3 separate regions of the Homo sapiens genome follow, and regions 2 and 3 are each linked to region 1. Evidence: chromatin contacts called from ENCODE Hi-C data. All regions are on one chromosome and are shown on one strand. Each heading gives the region's core, a stretch centred on a gene start or an enhancer-like site at or near the end of the contact. The rest is flanking DNA. Distances are from core to core; before and after follow the strand shown. Region 1 overlaps LOC105374021 (a long non-coding RNA gene). Region 2 has its middle 120 kb from the start of RDUR. Region 3 holds the start of RDUR (RIG-I dependent antiviral response regulator RNA).

Region 1 (2,700 bases), core at 26-2,525:
ACTCCTCCAAATCCTGACATCTTGTCAGGAAGCTATTGATCACCAGTTTCAGGTGTTTCTGTTTATTCGGAGACTGCCTTTCCCTGGCACTGACTGTGAACAATTATTATTTTAGAGAGACAGTTAACAACTGCCTGATCATCACCTGATGGTCACCTGACATTCCTGGTGTGTGTGTCAGGGAGTTGGGGAAGCCCTTTCCTGCTCTCTTCATGTCTGATTAGCTACCTACCGTAACAAGGGGTGGGGATGTAGGGATCATTAATGAATGTCAAGAGTCATACAGATAGTTTCCAAATCTCCAAATGTGTACCTACTTCATCTGTGACTCAAAACTATTATAATAAGCCCTTTTATGGCTTAAAATCAATAAACACAAGAATTTCATTTCAAAAAGGGTACACGCAACTCCTCCCAATATTTAAAGCTCCTCCCAAAGATAGTGAGGGAAGAGAGAGACCTTCTCATATTGTTTTACATTGTTTCATACTCAGTACCTATTTTAAGAAGAAACAAGGAAGTGAAACCAAAGGCAGGCAGCCCGGCACCAGGCACCAGACCCAAAACCAGACCCGAAACCAGGCCTGGGCCTGCCTAGTAGCTAAAAATCAACTCATGCCTTAGCAACCGATGTTATCCATAGATTCCAGACATTGTATGGAAGAACATTGTGAAACTCTCTGCTCTGTTCTGTTTCACTCTGACTACTGGTGCATGAAGCCCCTGTCATGTACCCCCTAGATTGCTCAAATCAGTCACGACCCTTTCATGTGAAATCTTTAGTGTTGTAAGCCCTTAAAAGGGACAGAAATTGTGCACTTGGGGAGCTCGGATTTTAAGATGGTAGCTTGCCGATGCTCCCAGCTGAATAAAGCCCTTCCTTCTACAACTTGGTGTCTGAGGGGTTTTGTCTGCGGCTTGTCCTGCTACAATAGCTCAAGAAAGCAAAGTTGGGCTGGGCACAGTGGCTCATGCCTGTAATCCCAGCATTTTGGGAGGCCGAGGTGGGTGAATCACGAGGTCAGGAGATCGAGACCATCCTGGCCAACATGGTGAAACCCCGTCTCTACTAAAATACAAAAAATTAGCCAGGCACTGTGGCACGCACCTGTAGTCCCAGCTGCTGCTACTCCAGAGCCTGAGGCAGGGGAATCGCTTGAACCTGGGAGGCAGAGGTTGCAGTGAGCCAAGATCACACCACTATACTCCAGCCTGGCGACAGAGTAGGATTCCACCTAAAAAAAAAAAAGAAGAAGAAGAAGAAGAAAGCAAAGACATTAATTGTTAGGCAATGAAGGCTGAGATAACAAAGGCAATTTTTTTTTGAGAACCTACACATTTGGAAAAACAGACATTTCAGATTCCCAGCCTAGTATATGTCTGGCAAATATGCCCTCCTGGGTAGTGAAGACCAGAAAATAAATTTGGGGATTACAAAGCCAAGTTTCTCAAGACACAAAAACAAGATGAAAGGAGAAGCTTATTATGGTTTTTCTCCTTATACCAAACCACACAAAGGACAGAGACAAGAAAAACAAGGACCATTTTTGGATGTTTAAAGATTAATTATCAATAGGTATAAAACAAGTCCACAAGGGACACAAATTTAAAGAACTAACTTTTAAAAATATTTTCTCTCCTTTAAATTTAGAAAGAAGGAAACACGAAAATGGAGTTTCACCACTCACCTGACTAGTCCTAAGGCAGAAACCCAAGGAGGATTACTGGTAAGAAATTTCTTAACTTTTTCTTTCTTTTTGCTGGCGTCTGTCAGTTTCCGTGGTTTCTGGCTGCAGCCTCGGGTGTGGGCAGAGTGATTTGCTATAATCCTGCCAAAGATACCAAAACTGTAGAGAAGTTCAAATTTTCCCCCGAATGTTGAAGTCTGAGTCTGCTGAAATGAATTGACAATAGACAGATTAACAGGAGAAAAGGGATACAGATTTATCAATGTGCACATGGACACGAGAGGTCTATGAATATGAGATTGAAAGAAGAGCCAAATGACAAAGTTTTTATATTTTATAGAAAGAAATTGAGGCTTGGAGCATGGTGACAGGTTATGGGTGAGAGATGGGGAAAAAAGACTTGGTGACAAAGGCTGTCTTTTTATGCAGTTGAAGCCTCGCAGGTAGCAGCCCTCAGAGTAGACAGTAGTCTTTGGTAAAAGTTTCACTGTCAGGACTTTGTAAGTGTTAACGTTTTCATCTCCTTTTCTTGTGAGTTAATTTTTCCAAGATCCAGATAAGAATACCTTAATAAAAAGCCTCTGCATTTGCTATTTACTTTACTAATGAAAGTTTTCTCTACAGATGCAAATCTCCCCCACAAAGGATAGCTTCCAGAGCCATACTTGTGTCTGCAGTCCTTCTGAATAGCCATTTCAAAATATGCCAGAGAATTATATTTCGAGATGGCATATTTTAATTTTATTCTCTCTATATGATTATTAATCACTTTTTATGTTTAAAAAATGAAAAGCAACATAACAAGATTGTAAGTAAATACATTTTAAAATCTTTTGGAATACAAAAACTTATAACTCAACTTTAAAAAAATTAATTTAAATTCATAAAATTTAATCATAACTTAAAGTTATGATTTAAACTTAAAGTTAAGTTTTAAAACTTAAAAATATCTGGCCAGGTGCGGTGGCTTACGCCTGTAATCCCAGCACTTTGGAAGGCCGAGGCAGGCGGA
Region 2 (2,700 bases), core at 123-2,622, 2.5 Mb before region 1:
AATACTATGAAAAAAAGCAGAAAAGAAGAGTAGTAAGTGGCAGGAGAGGGATGGTTGCAATTTCAAAAAGATTTAAGGAAGGCTCACTGAGTTGTGGCATTTGGCCAAAGACCCAAAGGAAGCAAGGGAGTGAGGCACACTGATGGCTTCTAGGGCAAAAGTGTTCTTGGTTGAGAGAACAGCAGTGCCAAAATCCTGAGGTGGGAGTGTGTCTGATGCATTGGAGAACAGAAAGAAGACAAGTGTGTTCAGTATAGAGTGGATGGGAGGGAGGAGAAAAGGTCAGGTACCTAACAGGGAGTCAGACTGCACAGGGTCTTTCAGCCATTGAAAGACCTTTGGTTTGGGAAGCCTTTAGGGAGGGGAGAGGGTAGAACAAAAGAAAGGCAGGATCTGGCCTACATTTATATGGGTCACTCTGGCCACTGTGTTGAGCATAGAGTTTGGGGGCAAAGTTCTGAAGGAAATCCTAAAAAGATATTTATTTGTTAATGGGAGTGGAGTTCATGATGTTTGGAGTTGAGAGTTGTATGAAGGGTGGGCAGGGTTGACAGCCTGCACAATATGGACTACACAGATTCCAAAGATGCCATGCCCATGGGCAAGCTGTTCATGGGTAACTCTGGTAATAAGGCCATGCTCTAGAAAGAGTACAACATGATGTCTGGTATGGGCTTGGGACCTGTGGGGCGGTACCTGCTGTCTGCTTTGGGGTTGAGGCAGTCAGTCCCTCAGAGGTCCTGTGCTACAGTTCGGATATTTGGCCCTCCAAGCTGCAGGTTGAAATCTGATCCCCAGTGTTGGAAGTGGGGCCTAATGAGACATGTTTGGGTCATGGAGGTGGATCCCTTACGAATGGTTTGGTGCTGTCCTCTCCGTAATGAGTGAGTTCCCTTCTCACTCTAGTAGTTCTCTGGAGAGCTGATTATTAAAAAGAGTCTGGCACCTCCTCTTCTCTCTCTCTTGCTTCCTCTTACCATGTATTCTGCCTGTGCCAGCTCCCTTTCCCTTTCTGCCATGAGTAGAGGCAGCTTGAGGCCCTCACCAGGTGCAGACGCTGGCTCCATGCTTCTTGTACAGTTTACAGAATTGTGAGCCAAGTAAACCGGTTTTCTTTATAAATTATCCAGCCTCAGGTATTCCTCTATAGCAAAACAAATGGACTAAGACCCCCCTGTGATTGGAGCAACTTGTTGAGGCTAGCTAGTAAAGGGGACAACTGCCCACGGAGGAGTTCTTTCTTCCTGAGTGAATGGGTCAGACTCGTTTTTAAAAAATTTCTGTGGTGCTCATGTCTGAGGGAATTTGAGCAAAATGTCATGGGCAGCAGACCACAGCTGGGTGGTTCCCACTAGAGAAATTCTACTTTATTCCTTCATTAGTACTAATGAAACTCACTCTGTGAAAGGAAATCACATGACGAGACCACAGCTGTTTCACCGAAAGTGCCACTAACTTGAGCTGTAAAGCTGTTCATAACCTTTAACCTGGAGCTGAGGCTTCAATAAAATAAGCCCCAAATAAACAACCAAAGAAGTAATTGCACAGACATGTTTCAAATTTAACACTGAGAATTTATAACCTAAAATGATCCAAGTGTTCAAGAAGAAAGTAATAGCTAAACAAATCACAAAAAAATATATATATAAAATAAGAAGATGGAATGCCACAGAGACATTAGAAATAAAATCTCTGGGGGTTCTTTTGGTGAAATGAAAAGTACCTAAGAGGGCCGGGCACGGTGACTCACGCCTGTAATCCCAGCACTTTGGGAGGCCGAGGCGAGTGGATCATGAGGTCAAGAGATCGAGACCATCCTGGCCAACACGGTGAAACCCGTCTCTACTAAAAATACAAAAATTAGCTGGACGTGGTGGCACATGCCTGTAGTCCCAGCTACTCAGGAGGCTGAGGCAGGAGAATCGCTTGAACTGGGAGGTGTAGGTTGCAGTGAGCGGAGATCACGCCACTGCACTCCACCCTGGTAACAGAGCCAGACTTCATCTCAAAAAAAAAAAAAAAAAAGTACATGAGATTATTTAGGTGAATAATGTAAAACAAAAAATTGAATGTTTGTATAATTATACCTATTATCTCAAATATGTGTACTCACTGGCAGATGGATTTAGAGAAATAGAGTTTATAAATGAATTTGGAGAAATAAAAATTGAGCTTAAACTCACGGGTTGTTTTATGTAAAGTGATTAGATTGTAAACATAAATATAAAAAATAAAGTCTTCAGAGGAGATGGGGGAGGTAGGCAGCTTCAGTGCAGAATAAGGCTGCTGACTCTCCGTCCTTATACACTACTTAGACTGTTAGTACTCTTCAGTAAAGTGTATTTATCTTTATTACTTTTCAAATAGAACAAGTTTACCTTTTATTATGAAAATAATGTATTATTATTATTTTAATTCAAAGAGTACAGGAACACTTAAAAGAGAAAGTACAACTAACCATGAATCTTACCATCTATGGTGATTCATATTTTAAATATCAGAAAAAAGGCACCTATGCCTCATCTTCCTCATTAATATGGCCTATTCACTATGTGCTGAGAAGACTAAGGAAGAAGCAGATAAGGCGAGAGCCCTTGATTATTAGCCTTGAAAGCCCACCAGAATAGGAGGGAATATTCCCAGGTTGCTGTGTACTTGGTCACTGATGACTCATCTCTGTCCCAAAGGCCATGTGCAGCT
Region 3 (2,700 bases), core at 171-2,670, 2.6 Mb before region 1:
GGTCTTGAGCCAGTTAGTTAAGCTCACCAGAGTCTTGATATCCTTATGTATAAAGCAGGGAATATAACATTCCCTACCTAGCCAATTGAGAGGATTGGATGAGAGCTGCACATTTTATGTGGAGTCCTAAATAAATACTGATCTCATTCTTTTCCCTAATCGTGGTTATGCCTCTCATACTCACTTTTCTTTTCCATTAAATGGAATAATATGCATCAAGGACCTCATGCAGTTCCTGAAATGCAGATGCTCATTCCACGTTTTTTTTCTCCTTTCTTCCTTCCGTTGTGGCCTGCTCAGTTCAGGACTGTGTTGCTTCTTGTCTGGACAATTGTTGCGGCTCCCGACATGGCTCTTGCTCCTGCTTCAGACATTTGGATTCACCGCATTCACTGCTGGTTGGTTTTTCTTCCTCATGTGTGCTCTGATTAGGACACCCTTCTGCTCAGAAGACTTCACTTATTCATCATTTCCAAGAAAATGAAGTAGGAAAACATGTGGACCAAGTTATCTTAGAGACATATGTGCCATGACTTTCTTACATGTGAGGTCTATTTTGGCCAAGTGGTACCATTCACTGTTCCTTCAACATGTCCTTACTTTTCTATTCTATTAACTTTCCTCCTGGGTCTAGGATTGACAACGATGCAGTCTCAATCTTTGAAATCTATTTCTACCATGATGCTTTCCCTGATTCTTTAAACATATGGGATTTCTCTCTGCTTTGGCCCCCAAAAGACTTTGCACCTCTCATGTTCACCTTAGTTCTCATTTTAGTGGTTATTTATTTACTTGTTCACACTTACCCATTCCTCCCTTCATGATACAATAAGGTTTTGAGCCTGTGTCTAATTAATATATCTATATTTTTAAGTAGCTAGTCTTGCAGGCCCTGAAAACCTTTTGGTTCAATTAAAATAGTTTAACTTTGATATACAGACCTATGCTTGAAAGTGAAAGTCTTATAGACAACAGAACCACTGTTTATGAGAAGAGAAAGAGAAAAGATAAGAGGAATAATAAGAAAAAAGGGCAGCTTCCTTGGGTTATGAGGTAATTATTGGAATTCGGTCAGAAAAGTAAGAAATAGAAATAAGTACGTGTCCCAAGAGAAGCAGCAATACCTAGGATTATGCTGACAGAGTGAGGGGGATTTAAAAGCAGTCTCCATTCTAATGCTTTTTAAATTCTCGGCATAGTGTAATGATTACTATTCCAAAACAGAAGATATGTTGGCAAACTGCCCTGTATTTGAAAATAGAGGAAATGCCCTGGAAAGAATGAGATGTGGTAAAGAGAGGAAATGACAATGTACTGAAAAGACTGGGCTGTAAGTCATCACAGCGGCGCCCTGAAACCCGATATGTCAGGCAAGCTGGTGGGATCCTGGGATCCCTCATGTAACGGCACTCATTCTGACAGAAGCAGAGATAAAACAGACTAAGTACACAGAGGAGTTTAAGGTTTCGTGAATGTAAGTGCTGAGTACAGAATGGTGCTCAATAAAAGCTTGTTAATTGATGGACCACAGGTTTGTGACAAGACTTCTCAGAGTCTGATTCTTTCAAGGTGGGATATAAGAGTAAGGTAAGCACCTCAGAAAATGCCTGGGGCAGGTCACTCAGTGTTGCTGGGACTGATGGTGTTGGCTTGGCTTGACTAGGATTTAATAATACAGATGTGCCTCAACTTATGAAGGAGTTAAGTCCCGATAAACCCATAGCAAACTTGAAATACCATGAGTTCAAAATGCATTTAATACACCTAACTGACTGAACATTATCGATTAGCCTGGCCTACCTTACTCATGCTCTGAACACTTACATTAGCCTACAGTTGGGCAAAATAATCTAACACAAAGCCTATTTTATAATAAAGTATTGAATATTACATGTACTTTATTGACTACTGCACTGAAAGTGAAAAACAGAATGATTGCATAGGTATGCAATCATTGAAGTATGGTTTCTACTGAACGCATGTTGCTTTCACACCATTGTTAAGTCGAACTAACACAAATCTTGGACGGTTTGTAGTCATATCTTACCCTTACATAAGCCACTTATTTCACAAACTTAAATCATAAGTAAGAACTTGGATATCATCCAAGAAGGCCTTTGAGTAGCCAAATTAAGTCCGATTAAAAAAGTTCTTTAAGATGAAAAATAGCAGTTTAACCCTGACCAGTCGTTTCTTCTGGTTAAGACAGCACACATCTATATGGTTGACAAAGTTTCATTTCATTATAAACTTGTCTAAAAAGAATAGTATTCAAAACACATTTTTAAGCATAACATAGAGCATTTACTGCTCCATTAGACACACTTTGAAAATCAGAAGGCAATCTCTGAGATGGTGTGGTTTTGGTGAATTCTGCTTAAGTTGCTTGGCATTCAGGTTTTGTGAGGGCTTGGGCTGTGATCGTCATCCCTCCAACAGCTTTGTGTGTCTGAGATTGAATATATACCCATAACTCAGGGAAAATTTGTTTACTCATCATTTTATCATCAAATACACCATTATAAGTTTAGCAAGCAAAGACCAAGAAAAAGGTTAAATTAATATTGATGTTTTAATTTAAATGCAAGATAAAAAAAATCTGGTTAACTTTATTCTCCTAAACAGTTGTTGATGCTTTTTGAACTCTAAAAATGAATTATTTGAAATGATGCCTTTAAAGCTTTCCTTTCTCTATTTCAC

Evidence for each region. A loop is a pair of places that touch in the nucleus more often than their neighbours do. Pooled maps may share reads with other maps.
Region 2: a loop to region 1 is called in a pooled map, with 16 times the contacts of the local background. The contact joins two enhancer-like sites. A Hi-C loop is called at or near these places in 3 of 37 single-sample maps with no recorded cell type and 4 of 50 pooled maps.
Region 3: a loop to region 1 is called in a map with no recorded cell type, with 9 times the contacts of the local background. The contact joins the promoter of RDUR here to the enhancer-like site in region 1. A Hi-C loop is called at or near these places in 3 of 37 single-sample maps with no recorded cell type and 5 of 50 pooled maps.

The regions. Positions count from the first base shown.
Region 1 is chr3:104,521,561-104,524,260 of GRCh38, forward strand. LOC105374021 (a long non-coding RNA gene) reads right to left here. Exons shown (of 6, transcript XR_007096271.1): 4 at 1,689-1,829; 5 at 1,109-1,235. Among named protein-coding and RNA genes, the nearest start is that of ALCAM, 840 kb to the right of the region's middle. RefSeq lists enhancers at 225-504, 1,001-2,200. Within about 2 kb of position 1,276, at least 5 of the 41 ENCODE cell types and tissues checked have a DNase peak (open chromatin) inside an H3K27ac peak, as active enhancers do.
Region 2 is chr3:102,058,344-102,061,043 of GRCh38, forward strand. No RefSeq gene overlaps it. Among named protein-coding and RNA genes, the nearest start is that of RDUR, 120 kb to the left of the region's middle. Within about 2 kb of position 1,373, at least 3 of the 41 ENCODE cell types and tissues checked have a DNase peak (open chromatin) inside an H3K27ac peak, as active enhancers do.
Region 3 is chr3:101,939,439-101,942,138 of GRCh38, forward strand. It overlaps RDUR (RIG-I dependent antiviral response regulator RNA), which reads left to right and starts at 1,421. Exons shown (of 4, transcript NR_026934.1): 1 at 1,421-1,587.